Linked DNA regions of Homo sapiens: region 1 is linked to region 2. The links are chromatin loops, found by intact Hi-C in ENCODE. Cell type or tissue: sigmoid colon. All regions are shown on one strand. Links, peaks and the distances in the headings refer to the core of each region. The heading gives the core; the rest is flanking DNA.

Region 1 (9,160 bases), core at 421-8,420, 54 kb after region 2:
TTATCTACAGACCTACACCAGAATACAAGCTTATCAAGAGCGGCTGCACACTTCCTGCCATCATGTCCCCTAAATGACAAACAAAGATGGTTTACATGTGCAAGTTGTGTGTGCTACCCTGTCTTAGGCACACAGTTCAATGCGGAAAGGAATGGAGGCCAGATGTGAAGTCAGGATTCTACCCAGCAGAGTTTTAATTGAGCTCCTGGGGCAAGAGTGAGGGGGTGGGCCAGCTGGCTCTCTTGCTGACCTTACTGTTATCTTAACTGTCAAAACCTCCCTGCTGTGTATATCCCTAAGGACTATGGCAAACTGTCCTATCCCATAGCATAAAGGGTGGGGATGTCTCTCCCTCTGTTTGGGGAATGACTGATCACCTAGTTTCAGCCAAGTTCTCAGTAATCTTCCTTCCGTCATTTTGCCAAGGCAGCATTTCACTTCATCTAAATGCCTCGAGCTCTCCAAACAGCCCCATTCCCCTTTTGCAATTTTCCAGGGGAAAAAAGTCACTATTGAATGTCCTTACTTCTGCAGCAGGAGGTCACTCTTCCCATTCTCCTGCCTAAGGCATCTGTCATCAACATTTGGACAGCTAGCACATCAGAACACAGAGGCAGTCCCACGTTGCTCAGCAGCCTAGAAATACATGCCCAGAACTGCCAGCTTTCCGAGTGGTGCTGGCTCCACAGCCGCATGAAGAGAGGAGGAAGGCGAAGACACTTATCCAAAGAACAGACACAACAACACAAAATCATTTGAAAAAGAACATCTCTGTCAGCAGCTACCACCGAGCAACAAGTCCTCCTTGAATGTGCTCCATGCTATGATTTCAATCCAGCGACGCTAAGCATAGCTCCACAGTTTCAAGGACACTGCAGTCAAACTTCGAGCTGGATGGTAAAAAGAAGCTGTTTGATTTACGAAGTGGGTCAACCAAAAGGAGCAATGCAAAAGGAAAGAGGTCAGGCCGGGGCCTGCCCCCTCCTTGTCCCATCCACTTCCACTGATATTTATCCTTTGTGAGAAGCCAAGAGTTCCAAGTCAGAAGGTTCTCCTGGAATATAACCAAGCTTAGACACAGAGGCCCACATTTTCTCTTGGATGATCCTAACTTTACTTCAAGGGCATCGCTCAGCTGGAGGCTTCCAGAACTGTTTACCCCAGACAAGGTCTGATTCTAAAAACATCCCAGAAAAAATATATTCTTAATTGTGCATAAATAAAAGAGGGGCAAAATGAAGCCTAAGAAGCCTGGGGTTTATTGAATACTTTCTCTAAGCAAGCACTGCACTGTGTTGTAAGTGGCACGTGTTGTAAGAGGCACTTCTGCAACAAACGTTTGAGCCCCCATTATGTGCAAAACATGCTTACAGGCACTGGGGATACAAAAATGAACAAAACAGCCAAAATCTTAGCTTTCACCGAACTGTTTGTTGTAGTTGTTGTTGTTGTTTGAAACAGAGTCTGGCTTTGTCGCCCAAGCTGGAGTGCAGTGGTGCAATCTTGGCTCACTGCAGCCTCCACCTCCAAGGTTCAAGTGATTCTCCTGCCTCAGCCTCCCGAGTAACTGGGATTACAGGTGTGCGCCACCATGCCTGGCTAATTTTTTTGTATTTTTTTTTTAGTAGAGATGGGGTTTTACCATGTTGGCCAGGCTGGTCTCGAACTTCTGACCTCTCAGGTGATCCATCTGCCTCGGCCTCCCAAAGTGCTGGGATTACGGTCGTGAGCTACCACACCCGGCCACTGAACTGACATTTTAGTGGGGCTGACAGGAATATATATGTCAGCTGGTGATAAATACTATGAGGAAGGATAAAGCAGACTAAGGGAATGCTATATAAAATTTTGTATAAAAATAAAGCAGAGGAGGGAGTGCTATTTTAGATAAAGTTGTCCTGGAAGGCTTCTCTGATTGCCATTTGATAAAAATAACTGCAAAAAGGGCTATCACATATATGATCACTGTGTGCTGGGAACTGTACTATGTACTTAACGTGCATTTAATCCTCAGCAACTCTGCATTCAGTACTATTACCATGCCCACGATACAGGACTGAATGAAGCTTAGAGAGGGTAAGGCTCTTGGCAGAATCTGCAGTAAGGGGAGCAGGGCCAGGGTTACATTGTAAGGGAAGAAACTAGGACTTGAACTCAGGGCTGCAACTTCAAACCACATGCTTTTCCTCACCACGCTGCAGCCAGGCTGGTGGAGAAAAGGAACCTCAAAGAGGTCAAGTGTGGCTGTGGCTACAAAGTAGCAGGTCCATCTGGCCTCCCCACACATGGCTAAGAGATTAACGCAATTCAATCTTCCCTAATATCAGACGATTACCCTCATCACCAGCTGAAAACCAAGCCTTATCTTGAAACAAGAGGAGAAATACACCTTGGGCTCCTTAAGGCCAGCAAATAAATACTGAATATGTTCCTCTCCCATCCCTCTCCCCAGCCCCCAACACAAGATGGTGTAGTAAAGGGAGACACCATTTCTCACTGGAAAACAGACAGGAATAGCACAAGAGATGACCACACTAGCTGCTTGACAGTGCCACAGCTCTCTGAGGTGGAGTCAGGGGGACAGGCACTGAGAAAAGGTCTGCAGCAGGGAGAAGGTAGGCCCTGGCTAGCCCCATGTCAAAGGAGGTACAGCCCTCCCTCAAGCCCTTGCATTTTAGGGTGGAAAGGGGGAAGCAGAATGCTTTCTTAAGCAGCTTAAGGCAGGCCAGACAGAAGCACTGGGAGCAGGTCACCCGGTCTCCTGAGGGGAGAGGAGAGTAAGGCTGGAGGCAACTGAGGAAGGCTAACATTGCTTCAAGCCGAGAAGTCCAGAAGGGAAATACCACATCTAAGGTCAGAGGGTATTTGTGGAATTGCTGGAAATCCCAGGTTGAGGGTCCAGGCCAAACTACCAAAAGAGGCTAAAAGAGAAACCCAAGCAGAGTCCCACAAGGTTCAAAGCAAAGGTTGTGGTTTGGACCCGCCCCGTTTTTTTGTTTTGTTTTGTTTTGTTTAAGACAAGGTCTCGCTTTGTCGCCCAAGCTGGAGTGCAGTGGTGCAATCTTGGCTCACTGCAACCTCCACCTCCCCAGTTCAAGCAGTTCTCCTGCCTCAGCCTCCTGAGTAGCTGGGATCACAGGTGTGTGCCACCACGTGTGGCTAATTTTTGTATTTTTAGTAAGGATGGGGTTTCACAGTGTTGGCCAGGCTGGTCCCGAACTCCTGACCTCAGGTGATGCCCCACCTCGGCCTCCCAAAGTGCTGGGATTACAGGTGTGAGCACCTCGCCCGGCCTGACCCACCCATTTTTTATTGTATTTTAGTCACCCCAGCCACAGGAACCTGTAGCCAGTTAATCAATAACCAAGGTAGGAAGGAAAGGTGGAAGTTCATCCCAGAATGGAGCACATTAAGGGACTTTTACTCAGAATCTGGATTTCCATCTTATATCCCGACTTGGGCATCCCAGTTTAAACCCTGGCCAAGCTGACCTTAAGAATCTCCCTCCTAAAGCCTTCAGACCCTCTCCTCATCAACACACACACATGTGCCTGCGCACACAGAGAAATTCAGCGTTCAGTCCCTCTCCCCAGAAATTTATCACGTTATCTCCAGCAAGTCAGGTCTCATAGCCCAACATTGCACCAAACAAATTATGACCTGAAAATGGGAAGAAAAAAAACTGTGTCACCTAGAGAAACCCAATTAACAACATGACTCTGCTCTCTTCAATTCCCCTCTCCCCTCCAGCCATATCCGGGGCACCTGTGTGGCTGACCGCCTTTTCCCACTACTGGCCATGTTCCCTGGCTGACTCAAAAGCCAGAAGACAGTCTGAGCAGGGGCCTCCAGAGAAGCGAACCTAGAGATGGGAAGTCCTGCTCTCCCCACACCTTGGCCTGGTGAGAGCGCTGGAAGGGCACAGGATCAAAACACCACCTGGCTGATAGTCTGGAGTGTTCACCTTGAAATCACTAAGTTGCCCCTTAAGCCAAAGCTCCCTGCCGAAGAAAAACATAAATGCTACAGAAAGCTCTTCCACCAGAGTGTGTAAGTGCCCCACAAGGGACAATGAACGGGTATTTCCAAGAAATTCCTGCAGCATTTGCTTCCTCTCAACCCCTTTCCTTATTAGCCCCTACCTTGAGAGGTCTCCATTGCTTCCAGCCTTTAGCTAACATAAACACCCACTGCCTTTCCAAACCTTCAGCCTGACCACATGTAGCATGTGTCGTGTGTGCGCGTGTGTGTGTGTGTAAACATCCTCTTCCCAGCCCGTGCTACAGTTTCCAAAGAGAAGAAATGCCTCCCCTCCTCCCCGAGGGCTCCCAGCCCCACGCTGCTGCAGAGTTGGTCATGTAATATTCAGGGACCCTGAGACCGGAAATGCCTGGTTCTGAACTGCTGCACTTGAAACAGGAGAGAAGGGATAGGGAAAACTGAACATGGGATTGAGGGTGACGGCACGAGGGGTGGGGTAGCTGAAATTCCGACCAGGGAAAGGATGCAATTCAAGGGTGGGCGAGGCAGAGAAAGAGGGATGAGAGAGAGGCTGTCGAGACAGTTGCAAAGTCAAAATTCCAGGAGCTGAGGAAGAGGAGGGGAAGGAAGAAGATAGAAGTAAGGGCAAAGGTGGAAAAGGGCCGAAAGGAGGTAAGGAACCACAATAAAGGTTCTCCAGGTGATGGGGGAGGCTAAGTTTAGGCGAACCAGTGGGTCCCGAACCCCAGAGTAAAGGTAGGGTGGCACGGAAGTGTGGGGGCGGGGCACCACAGGGTGGGGACCGAACTGGCTCCCAGCATCTGCAGCCAGTGGAGAGAGAAGGGAGCAGAGGGCGGGGGCCCAGCCGCGGCGGGAGTCCGGGAAAGGGGCACGGGTCGCCAAGGGGACCCAAGCTGGTGGAGGGGGCGCCCGGGAGCACGTGAGGCGTGCAGCCACCCCGCTCCCTCCCCTGCGGCGGGGACAGGAACCAGGGCGAGGCTGGGGGACGGCGCGCTCACCCGCAGGGCGGACAGGTCGATGTCGTCCAGGCTGCGGGCGGGGGCTGGGTCGCCCATGGCCTCCGTGGGGAACGGGGCACCGGGGCCGCTCACGCTCCGGCTCGGTTACTCCACTGCCGCCGTCGCCGCTTCTCCCCCATCGGAGAACCCCGGGGGCGGACTCCACCGCGCCTCCCCCGGAGACCGGGGAGGGGGAGGGCCGGCGCGAGGACCGACCCACCGACTGACAGGCGCTATCTCCCCGGAGCCAGCCACCCGAGCCTACCACCTCTCCTGCGCAGGCGCGGAGCGACCGCGCACTGGGAGGGTGGAAGCGCGAGCGTGACGCGAGCGCGCCGGGGCCCCCTCCCCCTAGGCGCCGACACCTGCGCGCAGGCGCAGGCGAGCAGGCGAAAGGCGCGCGCGAGGACGGAGCGACCGCGCGAGCCTGGCGTGAAAGAAGTGGGCGGCGGCCGAGGCGGCCGCGGAGCGCGCCCACCAGCTGGTGCGCGTGCGCACACGCGTTTCCTTTTCTTTCCCTATTTTTTTTGCCCTTTCTCTCCCTTATTTCCTTCTCAGATCTCCTTTGACGCCTTTCCTTCCCTTTCCCTCCTTCTTTCGTGTGCCCAGCTGCCAATCAAGCCACCCACCTTTCCATTTGCGGGGGAAGGGGGCGGTACCCAACCCCCTCTATTACTAGGGGGTTGTTATGGTAACTCCCCACGCGAGGGCTGGGTGGCCTCTAGATAGGACGGGCTGTCCACCCACCCAATTGCTATGGCAACAGTGGAGCCGCTGAGGGAGGGGCCACTCCGTGAGAACTTGGCTGGAGAAACCACGTGGGAGTTGGGGGGCAGAGGAGGGGCACCGGCTGCCTCAGGAATGCCCTTTCCACCCTCACCTAGCAGGTTGGGGAAGCATCGAGGTGCTCTCAGATCTCAGGATAAGGAATCCTACCGCAGACGTGTATCTCTGCACCTCTTTTAACAAAGTGTTCTGCACAAAGGAACTGTTTCCACAATTATTCATTGATCACTGGAGTCGCGCGTGGAGGAAGGGGTGGCGAAGGGGAAGAGAGGGAATCTGCGTTCAGTCCCTTAAAATATAGCTTGGGTCACCTTAGATCTAGTCATGTTGGCATAGCGCCTACAGCCATTAGCCTCAGTGGAGGCTGGGTAATGCTATCTAAGAACCACGAGTCATGTTCTACCACTGAAATGCTGTGTGACCTTGAGCAAGTTGCTTTGCTTCTCTGAGGTTTTCTTTCACTGTGAAATTGAGGGGGGAGGCTGTATGATCCTCAAGAGCTCTTCTAGCACCAACACTGCCTCTGAAAGACTCCACCACCAGCCTTAATATAAACATCATTTAAGAGAGTTTAATTTAGAAGTCCTTGAAAAATAGCTGAACACATTCCTTTCTGGACCGTTTTTAGCATTTGGGTGCACAGCCAGTCGGCCCCCTTCCCTAACCCCTAGCCCATTTTCCTTGCCACTGCCCTTATTCAAGCCGCTATCCCCATTCATCTCCTATTTGGCCTTCCGGCCTGACTCCTTCAAGTCAATTCTATTTTTTTTTTTTTTTTTTTTTTTTTGAGACAGAGTCTCACTCTGTCGCCCAGGCTGGAGTGCAGTGGTGCGATCTTAGCTCACTGCAAGCTCCGCTTTCCGGGTTCATGCCATTCTCCTGCCTCAGCCTCCTGAGTAGCTGGGACTACAGGCGCCCGCCACCTCGCCCGGCTAATTTTTTGTATTTTTAGTGGAGACGGGGTTTCACCATGTTAGCCAGGATGGTCTCGATCTCATGACCTCGTGATCCGCCCGCCTCGGCCTCCCAAAGTGCTGGGATTACAGGCGTCAGCCACTGTGCCCAGCCTCTATTTTTTTTTTTTTAAAGACAAAGTCTCGCTCTGTCACCCAGGCTGGAGTACAATGGTATGATCTCTGCTCACTGCAACCTCAAGCTTCTGGGCTCAAGCTATCCTCCAACCTCAGCCTCCCAAGTAGCCAGGACTACAGGCAGCGCATGCCACTACACCTGGCTGATTTTTATATGTTTTGTAGAGATGGGGCTTTGCCATGTCGCCCAATCTGGTCTCAAACCCCTGGCCTCAAGTGATCTGCCTGCCTCGGCCTCCCAAAATGCGGAGATTACAGGATCCCTTGAGGACAGGAGTTGGAGGCCAGCCTGGCCAACATGGTGGGGTTTTTTGTTTGTTTTTTTTTTTTTTTTTTTTTTTTTAGACAGTTTTAGTTTAGTTTAGTTTTTTTGTGAATTTGTGAATTTGTTTTTATTGGGGAACAGGACACAGGGTGGAAAATGTCACCTTGGTGGAGACAGAGTTTTGTTCTCGTTGCCCAGGCTGGAGTGCAGTGGCACAATCTTGGCTCACTGCAACCTCCGCCTCCCGGGTTCAAGCAATTCTCCTATCTCAGCCTCCTGAGTAGCTGGGATTACAGGTGCACGCCACCACGCGTAGCTAATTTTTTGTATTTTCAGTTGAGACGGGGTTTCATCATGTTGGCCAGGCTGGTCTCGAACTCCTGGTCTCAGGTGATCCACCTGCATTGGCCTCCCAAAGTGCAGGGATTACAGGCGTGAACCACCACAACCGGCCAAGCCTCGCAGACATAGTGAAACTCTGTCTCTATTAAAAATACAAAAAATTGGCCGGGCACGGTGGCTTGCGCCTGTAATCCCAGCACTTTTGGGGAGGCCGAGACGAGTGGATCACCTGAGGTCAGGAGTTTGAGACCAGCCTGGACAACATGGTGAAACCATGTCTCTACTAAAAATACAAAAATTAGCCGGGCATGGTGGCAGGCGCCTGTAATCCCAGCTATTCGGGATGCCGATGCAGAAGAATCGCTTGAACCCGGGAGGCAGAGGTTGCAGTGAGCCGAGAACGTGCCACTGCACTCCAGCCTGGGTGACAGAGCAAGACAACGTCTCAAAAAAAAAAAAAAAAAAAAAGCCGGGTGCAGTGGCTCACGCCTGTAATCCCAGCACTTTTGGGGAGGCCGAGACGAGTGGATCACCTGAGGTCAGGAGTTTGAGACCAGCCTGGACAACATGGTGAAACCATGTCTCTACTAAAAATACAAAAATTAGCCGGGCATGGTGGCAGGCGCCTGTAATCCCAGCTATTCGGGATGCCGATGCAGAAGAATCGCTTGAACCCGGGAGGCAGAGGTTGCAGTGAGCCGAGAACGTGCCACTGCACTCCAGCCTGGGTGACAGAGCAAGACAACGTCTCAAAAAAAAAAAAAAAAAAAAAGCCGGGTGCAGTGGCTCACGCCTGTAATCCCAGCACTTTGGGAGGCTGAGGCGGGAGGATCACGAGGTCAGGAGATCAAGACCATCCTGGCTAACACGGTGAAACCCCGTCTCTACCAAAAATACAAAAAAAAATTAGCCGGGCGTGGTGGTGGGCGCCTGTAGTCCCAGCTACTCCGGAGGCTGAGGCAGGAGAATGGTGTGAACCCCGGAGGCGGAGCTTGCAGTGAGCCGAGGTCGTGCCACTGCACTCCAGCCTGGGCGACAGAGCAAGACTCCGTCTCAAAAAAAAAAAAAAAAAAAATTGGCCGGGCGTGGTGGCTCATGCCTGCAATCCCAGCACTTGGGGAAGCCAAGGCAGGCGACTGCACTCCAGCCTGGGCAACAGCGCGAGACTCTGTCTCAAAAAAAAAAAAAAAAAAAAAAGGCCAGGCACGGTGGCTCACGCCTGTAATCCCAGCACTTTGGGAGGCCAAGGCAGGTGGATCACGAGGTCAAGAGATCGAGACCATCCTGACAAACATGGAGAAACCCCGTCTCTACTAAAAATACAAAATTGGCCGTGTGTGGTGGCGCATGCCTGTAATCCCAGCTACTTAGGAGGCCGGGGCAGGAGAATCTCTTGAATCTGGGAGGCGGAGGTTGTGGTGAGCCGAGATCATGCCATTGCACTCCAGCTTGGGCAACAAGAGCGAAACTCCATCTCAAAACAAAACAAAAACCAGATTGGCTGGGCATGGTGGCTCACACCTGTAATCCCCGCACTTTGGGAGGCTGAGGCAGGTGGATCACCTGAGATTGGGAGTTCGAGACCAGCCTGGCCAACATGGTGAAATGCCGTCTCTACTAAAAATACAAAAAATTAGCCGGGCGTGGTGGGGTGTGCCTATAATCCCAGCTACTTG
Region 2 (9,160 bases), core at 371-8,370:
TGGGTGCCCCAGTCCAAAGCCACCAAAGGCAGGGTCCATGGTGATAAGCCCCCAGGCCCAGAGCAGGCTGCCCAGCCCTGGCTCACATACCTCCCACGCGGTTCCGCTCCAGTGAGCCAGCCTGGGGGAGGTGCCCGTGAGAGGCTGGAAGGACGCTGTCCGAGCGTTCCCAGCCAGGGTCGCTCCTCCTGAGGTCGGGGTTACTGTTGGGGGGGCAGAGTCAGGGTCAGGGAGGCACGGTGCTCCCTTCTCTGGGGTGCTGAGCTGCACTGCAGAGGGAGCCATCACCAGGGAAGCGGGTGGCAGAAGTGAGAGGTGAGAGTGAGTTGGGGGACAACTCTATTACCTAGAGGCGTTGGGCGGGCCAGGGGGCTGAGCAGGGGGCCCTGGAGGCTTTGGGGTGCCCCGCTCTGCCCGCCTTTGCAGATAGATTTGCCAGGCGGAGTTGCTGCGAGGTCTGTGAAGGGAGCACAGGGGTGCCGAGGGGGCGGCGGGGGGGCGCTGAGGTGATGGGGCTGGGGCTTTCCCACCCCCAGGCGGGTAGGCTGGTAAAGTCCCTGTGCCCCCCCTACTCCCTAGGCTGCCCTCAGACCTCACCCAGGCGTTGCCCTACCCAGGCATTACCTGGCACGGACTGCCTGGGCTGGCCGGGACCCTCCGGCCCCACTGGTGTTAAGGGCAGTGGCGATAGATGAGGTCCTCTGAGGCACCTGTGGAGAGAAGTCCACGTGCTGCGAGCTGGCGCTGCGACAGGCACTTCTCAGATGTTTAAGCCTCACCTCTGAGAGGTGAGCTCCCCCACTTTGATGGATGAGAAAACTGAGGTTCAGGGGAGTTAGTGAATACGTCCAGGGTTATGAAGCCGGATGATGGTGGAGCTGCGGTTCTAACTGGCAAAGTCTGCCCCTTAGCGCTCCCAAAACACCCTGGGCGTTTCTCCGTTCCCACGCTCCCCACAGGGATCGATGCCACCCCTCCACGTCGCGTCCTCAGCTGGACGGCTGACCCCGGCAGGGCAGCGCCCTGGCTTTCTCTCGCTTCCCGCCCTGCACTCTTCCTCCATGTGGCCTGCCCCTTCACTGCCCTCCTTCTCTTCATGACTAGCTCTCTGCTTTTCCCTGGGCCTGCAGAACTGTCCTTACCTTGGGTGGGGCCTCGTTATCTGGGCGGACCCAGGCTGGGGGATTCGGGCTGGGGCCAGGTCCTTCAGAGGTGGGGTCTGAATTCTGGCGGATGACAGCTCCTCGGGCACTGGGCGTGGCAGTGGGTGCGGGGATGGCAGGGTCGGGGTCATGGGAGGCTGGGAAGGCAGCCAGGTTTCGGGTGGGCTGGTCCTGCAGGGACTGGGATCGGGGTACAGGTGCTGCATATGGCTTCAGTGGGACCCGGTGTGCCACCAGGCTCTGCAGGGAGAGACCAGGGAGGGTGGGCTGCCTGCTCCATGGCACATCCCCACCTGCGAATTGGGGTCTGGGGTGGGAAAGGACTTTAGCTGCCCCTTCCTCCATTGAAGGACAAGGGGTTCCTTGAGCCTGATGACAGCTAAGTCAGGACAGACACAGGCAGCAAGAAGCAGGTGAGTGAGTCTGTCCACAAAGCCTGTGCTCTGTAATCCTGGCTCACGGCTGAGCAGGTGTGTGTGTGTGTGTGTGTGTGTGCGCGCGTGTGTGTGTACCTGTGCTCTGAACAAAGCTCCCTGTGTCTTCATTAAGACAGGGGTGGGGAGAGACTCACCTTGTGCGGTCCCTCCTGGGGCTCCACCGGCCTCTGCATAGGAGGAGTCTGGGAAAGGGGTCCTGGGGGCCCTGGGGAGGCCTGGGGGATGGGGGGCTCAGGCCCCGTGCTGCCTGGCTTGCTCTTGGCCAAGGGAGAGTTCTGCTGCTTGTTCATCCTTGTTCTCTCTTCTACCTGTGATGTGAAGGGATGTCAAGCAGGCCAGCTCTTGCCTCCCTGTTCTCAAAACTGAGGGTCCCACCTGCCCTAACTACTCCCGCCCTATGCTCTGTGCTGTGTGCTCCTTTCCCCTACTTGGTGCCTGCTACTGTGAACTACTACTTCTTGTGGCTCTCCAGGCCTCAGGCAGTGGGACTGCAGTCTCAGGAGGCAAAGGAGGCAGTGAGTACCTCTCGGGCCCAGGCTGGTTTGTCAGCGGGATTCATGCCCCGACCATAATGGTACAGGGGCTTCCTGTCCCCAGGCAGGAGCTGCTGCTGCTGCTGTTTCTGAAGCTGCTGCTGCTGTTGCTGCTGCTGCAGGGACTTGAGGTAGGCATGCTCCTGCTGCAGCTGCCTCTGGAGACGTTCTGACTGCCGCTGCTCCTCCAGCTGCTTCCGCTTGTATTCCTGGGCCCAAGGGTAGGGAGAGAGGGCTCAGCAGGGTGTGGCCCTGGGAGTTAGAGCAGGCATGCCCTCTCTTTTCTCCAACTGCCTAGAGAGGAGATGTATTCCCTTGATGTCCTGGGTGAATCCCTTCCCTTGAAGTGTTCCCATCCCGTTCCAGCAAAGAAGCTCTGAAAAGCATCTTCCCAGAGGACGCTGAGGGACCCGTTACCAGCAGCAGGGCCTGTTCCTGGAGCAGCTGTTGCTGAAGGATCTCGAGCTGTCGCTGCTCCTCCTCTAGCCTGTGACGAATATATTCCTGGGGGACGGGGTGTGGGGTGGGGGGCAGAGGGCAGGGAAGGAGGAAGAGGCAGAGGAGGGCAGCAGCAGCGAGTTGGAGAAGGAGGAAGGGATCCGCAGGAGAATGAGGGGGTGCAGGGGAAGAGTAAGAGAGAGGTAGGGGAGGGGATGACATGAGCCCCAGGGGGCCATGCGGCACAGATGGGGAAGAAGAGGGCACAGGGAATGAGGGGGGATGAGGAAGGGGTCGGGGAGTCAGGGATGGGGTAAAGAGATGGGAATGAGGCAGGGAAGGAAGAGGGAGGGGGTCAGGGTTGGGGTTGAAGGGTGGGAGAAAACAGAGAGAAAGAGTGAAGCTAGAAAAGATAGGAGGAATCTGGGGGTGGGGGAGAGAAGGGGGAAGGGCACGGGGAGCAGGGGCGGCAGGCAGCAGGAGCGGGAGGGCGGGAGGGCAGGGATGCGGGTGCGGCGCTCTACCTGCTCGCGCTCCGCCTGCCGCCGCTCCTCCTCCCGCCGCAGAGCCTGCATGTCCTCCAGCCGCCGCTGCTGCTCCTTCTCCTGCAGCTTCCGCTGCTCCCGCTCCCGCCGCTGTTGCTGTGGGGAGAGCCAGGTGGTCTTAAGAACCATACCGGACATCGCGTCAGCACTGCCCCTCCATGGACAGGGAGGGGAGCCCTCCTTGCTCACCACGGAGGGTGGTAAGAGAGACCGGCTTCCGCTTGTTTCTGCAACTATACCCATCCCCACCCAAGGGCCCGCGGGGCTGGGCTCGGGTAAACAGCCGGTAGCTGTGACGAGAGAGGCTGTGAGACTGACTGCTGCCTGTGGGGTGGGCTTAGCTAGACAACACCTTCCACTCCCCACACCCCACCAAACAACAAACCAAAGCCGAACTCAAAACAAGCCTCCCCAGCACTCCTAGCCTAAAATCGACCTTTGCCTGAAGTCCATATAGAGCGGGTCGTAGTGATAGCCTTTGGCCACAAGAGGGCACCAGGTGCCCGTGCACAGAAAGCACAGAAAAGAGGGACCTGGCCCACTCCTTGACAAGCACCAGTGCCCAGGTGGTACTTTACTTTCACGGTATTTCTGTGGTGGCTTTCACGAAGTCTACCACCACCACCACCAACAAAAGCACAAACCCTGAGGGACCCTTACACTTGAGGGAACTTGTGCCTACTTCTGCAATGAAGTTGCCAGCAGGCCTTCTCCAGGTAACACCTTGTTAGATAGGACTCTGTGGCTGGGCGCGGTGGCTCACACCTGTAATCCCAGCACTTTGGGAGGCCGAGGCAGGTGGATCACCTGAGGTCGGGAGTTCGAGACCAGCCTGACCAACATGCAGAAACCCTGTCTCTACTGAAAAAAATACAAAATTAGCCGGGCGTGGTGGCGCATTCCTGTAATCCCAGCTCCTCAGGAGGCTGAGGCAGGAGAATCACTTGAACCTGGGAGACGGAGGTTTTGCGGTGAGCCTAGAGTGCGCCACTGCACTCGTCACCCTGGGCAACAAGAGCAAAACTCCATCTCAAAAAAAAAAAAAAAAAAAAGATAGGACTTTGTTACTATACTATCTGAACGCTATATTTATTTTATTTTTTTATTTTTTGGAGACGGAGTCTTGCTCTGTTCCCCAGGCCAGTGGCGTGATCTCAGCTCACTACAACTTCCACCTCCCAGGTTCAAGCGATTCTCCTGCCTCAGCCTCCTAAGTAGCTGGAACTATAGGCGCGTGCACCACCACGCCTGGCTAATTTGTGTATTTTTAGTAGAGATGGGGTTTCACCATATTAGACAGGCTGGTCTCGAACTCCTGATCTCACGATCCGCCCCCATCCTCCGACTCCCAAAGTGCTGGGATTACAGGCGTGAGCCACCTCACCTGGCCTATATTTTCAAAACTGCACAAGGCTCTTCTGTAGCAGGTTTTCTTGCAAATTATTTTTTGTTCAACAATGAGAGGGCCTACTTTGGAGGTAGCAGGTGGACAGTGTGGGTGCTGCGGGTTATTGCTTATTATTATTAGAGACGGAGTCTTGCTCTGTCACCCAGGCTGGAGTGCAGTGGTGTGATCTCTGCTCACTGCAACCTCCGCCTCCCGGGTTCAAGCAATTCTCCTGCCTCAGCCTCCGGAGTAGCTGGGATTACAGGCATGCGCCACCACACCTGGCTAATTTTTGTATTATTAGTAGAGATGGGGTTTCACCATGTTGGCCAGGCTGGTCTCAAACTCCTGACCTCAGGTGATCTACCCACCTCAGCCTCCCAAAGTGATGGGATTACATTTTGTGTTAAGTCCAGCTCATCATGAAATTTGAAATCATATAATTGTTTCAACAGAAATGCCATTCATTTAAGGCATTTTAAAACCTGTTCTCCAAGGCCCTAATGGACCCGGGGCAGGTCAGGAGGAGGCCGCGCCAGGCCTGGGCCCTTCGGAGACAGCCCACCTCCTCCACGCGGCGCCGCTCCTCCTTCTGCTCCTCTATGCGCCGCTGCCGCTGGTGCAGCAGGTGTTTGATGTGTGCCTCGGGGTCTCGCTGCTGCTGCTGCTGCAGCTGCTGCTGCTGTTTTAAAGCCTCTGAGTTGCTCTTATTTTCCTGCTGGAGCCGGAGAAACTCCCGGCGTAGAGTCGACTCTCCAGGCACGTTCATGATGGAGCTGGGCAGGGGTGGCACAAAGAAGCACTGGGGTCAGAACCCTGTTGGTTCCCACTCTCAACCCCGTGGGCCCGCCTGAGTGGGTGCTTTAACTGGATCAAAGCCTCTGCCTCTGGCCACTCCCAGGTGGCCAGGAGACTTACCGTCCCCTTCTGCCCAGTCTTCAGTCCTGTCCTCCTTTCCTATTACTGCTGCGCCCCACATTCACCACAAATTGCTCTCTCCCCAGCTCTTGCTCAGTCATTGGTTCCACTTCTTAGCACTCAGAAATTTGGTTTCCAGGAGTCTCTACCTCTCTGTGCCCACCACCCCCAGGCTGAGAGTCCCCAAAGCCAAGCACCACTGTAGTCCCCCCACTCAGCGATGACCGCCCCAACCCCCACTCCACCTGCCAGGCCTACCTTGGCTCTCCTTCCTCTCCATGGCTGTCATCTTCCTCCTCGCTGCCGCTGTACTCATATTCTGTCTCCTCTGCAGGGGGAGGCCACTGCAGTTATCTCACCCAGCGCCCCAGACCCGCCGTGGGCTAGGGAAACCTTGGGTGGGGATAACCAGGTCTCTCTGGCTGGGCAAGCATGAGGGGCCCCACCCACTTCCTGGGGGCAATGGGAGGACAGCGGGTCTCAGGTGTGGGCCTGGACAGGACCGGGACTGGGTCCCAGGGCAGCTGAGGTGTGGCAGAGCCTGTGCTTGTGCTCGCACACACATGTGCTTAGCATGGAGTTTTTGTAAGGATGCGAAAGGCCGGTCCTCCTTTGGAAGGCTGATTCAGACTGGGAGGGAAAGGAGGGAAAACCCCTTGGGGGTTGCAAGTTTGAGAACGATCTCCTTGGACAGGGAGAGCTGGGGCCAAGGAGGGGAGCAGGAAGGGGTGCCAGGAGCGAGCAGGGCTGGCAGAGAGGAGCCAGGCTGGAGTGTCCCCTAGTACCTGCCCCCTCCAGCCTGCCCACTGACCTTTCTCACCCCGCTTCTTCCGGGATCGGTCAATGTGGTCCTTAAGCTGGATGCGGACCTGCCGCTCCGTGGGCTGGTCCCGGATGAAGGGAAACTTCAGTAGCTGCTCCGTGGGTGGGCGGCTCAGGTAAGTCTTGATGAGACATGTGTCAATGAAGTCAATGAACTTCTTAGACCTGGAAACAGTGGTGGCTCACACTGGGAGGGTCCCCTCAGAAGGGATGGGTGCAGGAGGAAGAGGGTGGATCATTCATCCACAAGCCACCTTGACGTCCCTCCTGTCTTCATATCCCAACACCAGTCACCGCCCTCTGCCCCCCAGAATCTCTTCTCTGGTGAGATCCAAGCCTGAGCACAGAGGGCATGAAGGTGGGGATGGCCTTGTCCAGGGACCTTCCTTCCCAGAGCCCACACTCTCAGAGACCTACCACTTCTTGGACTTGAGCCTGGGCGGAGGGTTCCGAGGAATGAGGAAGAGGGCTCGCATGGGGTGCATGTCACACAGAGCTGGACACAGAGGAGACACCCTCAGTCCCTTTCACTGCACTGGGAGCTACAGGACCCTTCCTCGGCAGGGTCCCAGGACCCACCTCCTCCCTACAGCCACTCTCTGGGCCCTTCCTTTCCCTCCCCTCCCACTCCCGGCAGACTCAGAACTTACGGGGGGCTCCCTCTGCCATCTCGATGGCTGTGATTCCTAGAGACCAAATATCACTCTATAGACGGGAAAGAAGGAACAAGTGAATATTCCTGACAACTCTGCCCTGCAACCTCTCTTCACCCACCATCCTGGCCTCTCAGGAGCCTTCCTGGGCCACACCCATTCCTGCAGCAGTGCCTTCCAACCCATCCCATCTTCCCACCCACACTTGCCTTGCCGTAAGATGTTCCCCAGCCCCTCACTGCTAACATCATCTGACCTTCCTCTGTTCCCCAGCCTGCTCAGGCCCCGTGGTCCCCATATTGCTTCCCGCCCTTGGCAGCCCCCATGCTCCCAACTTTCCACTCCATACCCTGTAATCATAGGTGGCATCAGGGTTCTCATCACAGGCGATGACCTCTGGAGCCATCCAGTAGGGAGTCCCAATGAAAGTGTTCCGTCTGCCCACGGTGCGGTCCAGCTGAGCACTCACCCCAAAATCCACTGTGAAGACACAGAGGGAGGGGTCAGTGTGGGGAGTCACCTCTGCTCCCTTGCCTCACATCCCTGCGTGCACACACAGGACTTGCCTGAGCCAGCTGTGGTCCTGGCCCGACCCAGACACCCCAGCACCCTCCTTTACCCCACCACCATCCTGAAGAACCCGATTCCATCTTCCAGCATCTTAGAGAAAAACCCAGGTAAAAGGATCACGGACAGCATCCCAGGCAGGAGGGCCATCAGATCCCATCTCCCCAGAGCAACCTGCAGAGCACCTGGCCCGTAACAGGTGACAGGTGAAGAGCTTCCTGAGGGATTTTCAGCAGGAGGCAGGGCATTCCAGGGGGAGAGGGGAAAGGGGAGGGAGTGAGCCTCCCCAGTAGGAAGGGAGTTGGGCCTGAGCCACCAGAGAGAAAAAGGGGCCCCTCATTCTCTGTTCTGGAGGTGAAAGGTCCTCGTCAGCCTCAGAAGGAGCCGGCGCACCTAGCTTGACCTCAGCATTCTCTGTCAGCAGCACATTCTGCCCCTTGATGTCTCGATGGATCACCTTGTGGGCATGGAGATGGGCCAGACCCTGGGACAGGAGAGCAGGGAAAATTAGCCATGGTGTTGGATGGGGTAGGAAAGAGTAAGTGGGGAGTGAGTTGAGGGGACAAGGAGCAGTCAGTCTGGACAGGGCTGGGCTGAAGGAGCAGACCTTCTCCACCAGGAGCCCAAGCAAGCTGAGCTGTCCTGGAGAGCTTCCTCAGAGAGGTGGCTCCAGGTGAATTCCCAGCAGTTGCAGGGTTACAGGTGGAGAAGCGGCAGAGCTTGGAAACAGGAGCTTGTCTCCTCCAACAGCCTGAGACTTCCCAAGGTGTGGACCCTGCTTCCACATCCCACCCGCATCAGGCCTGCTGCTCCCTAAAGAGGGCAGTGATGTCTCCTCCCAGCGCAGGGAGGATCTTTGCTCATGGAGAAACTCCAGCCAGGGTAGCGGAGGAGAAGACAAGGGGAGGGGCCTTGAGCTCACCCTGAGGATCTCCCTGCAGATATAGGCGATACAGTCCTCCTTCAGGGCGTTGCCTTTTGTGTTCTTTACCAGGTCAGTCACTGAACCAGCACCACAGAACTCCATCACCAGCTAGGATCCCAGGAAGGTACCGAAAGGAAAAGTATCAGTCAGACAAGCCCTCCCACCCCTGCCCCAATCCCCTGCTAGACTCCTGGAGGAGGATAAGAGACCTTGGGGTTAGAACTGGTATGAGCTAGAGAGCAAGGGCCACAGAAGCCTCACAAAGGCCACAGGATTTCCTCAAGTCAAGACAGAGAGGGAAAAAGGCTGGGTGCGGTGGCTCATGCCTGTAATCCCAGCACTTTGGGAGGCTGAGGCAGGCGGATCACCTGAGGTCAGGAGTTCAAGACCAGCCTGGCCAACATGGTGAGCAAGACTCCGTCTCAAAAAAAAAAAAAAAAAAGAGGAGAAGGAATACAGATGGAAAAGAACTGGCAGGGTGGGGCTGGGTTTAGAGTAGGAGTCCAAGGAATCCCTGAAACTGTAAACAAAATGATGCAGGTATATGCATTTTCCCTGAGGAAGGGTCTAGTACTTTCATCAGATTCTCATTGGGATTCCAAACCCTACAGCGGTTAAGAACTACTGCTTTATGGCTGGGCGCGGAGGCTCACTCCTGTAATCCCAGCATTTTGGGAGGCCGAGGTGGGTGGATCACAAGGTCAGGAGTTCAAGACCATCCTGGATAACACGGTGAAACCCTGTCTCTACTAAAAAAAAAAAAAAAAAAAAA

What was found. A loop is a pair of places that touch in the nucleus more often than their neighbours do. Peaks named below come from ENCODE experiments on the same cell type or tissue, not always from the same donor. Only the 100,000 strongest peaks of a DNase experiment are listed, where the experiment ranks them.
Region 1: a loop joins it to region 2, with 6 times the contacts of the local background. A loop is called at or near these places in 51 of 110 quality-filtered maps.

Annotation. Positions count from the first base shown.
Region 1 is chr17:4,829,481-4,838,640 of GRCh38, reverse strand. It overlaps MINK1 (misshapen like kinase 1), which reads right to left and starts at 5,301. Exons shown (of 32, transcript NM_153827.5): 1 at 5,001-5,301. The coding sequence starts at 5,057. RefSeq lists silencers at 4,751-5,000, 5,011-5,480 and an enhancer at 5,458-6,244. In sigmoid colon, for the core only: no CTCF peak of the experiment used is centred there; DNase peaks (open chromatin) are centred at 4,305 and 5,310; H3K4me3 peaks cover 2,235 bases; H3K27ac peaks cover 3,234 bases.
Region 2 is chr17:4,883,699-4,892,858 of GRCh38, reverse strand. It overlaps MINK1 (misshapen like kinase 1), which reads right to left. Exons shown (of 32, transcript NM_153827.5): 5 at 8,386-8,496; 6 at 7,857-7,947; 7 at 7,246-7,376; 8 at 6,894-6,948; 9 at 6,661-6,739; 10 at 6,233-6,408; 11 at 5,680-5,749; 12 at 5,069-5,279; 13 at 3,096-3,212; 14 at 2,124-2,342; 15 at 1,735-1,908; 16 at 1,143-1,403; 17 at 625-710; 18 at 347-457; 1 more. Among named protein-coding and RNA genes, the nearest start is that of C17orf107, 11 kb to the left of the region's middle. In sigmoid colon, for the core only: CTCF peaks have their summits at 3,387 and 3,592 (motif pointing right); a DNase peak (open chromatin) is centred at 3,618.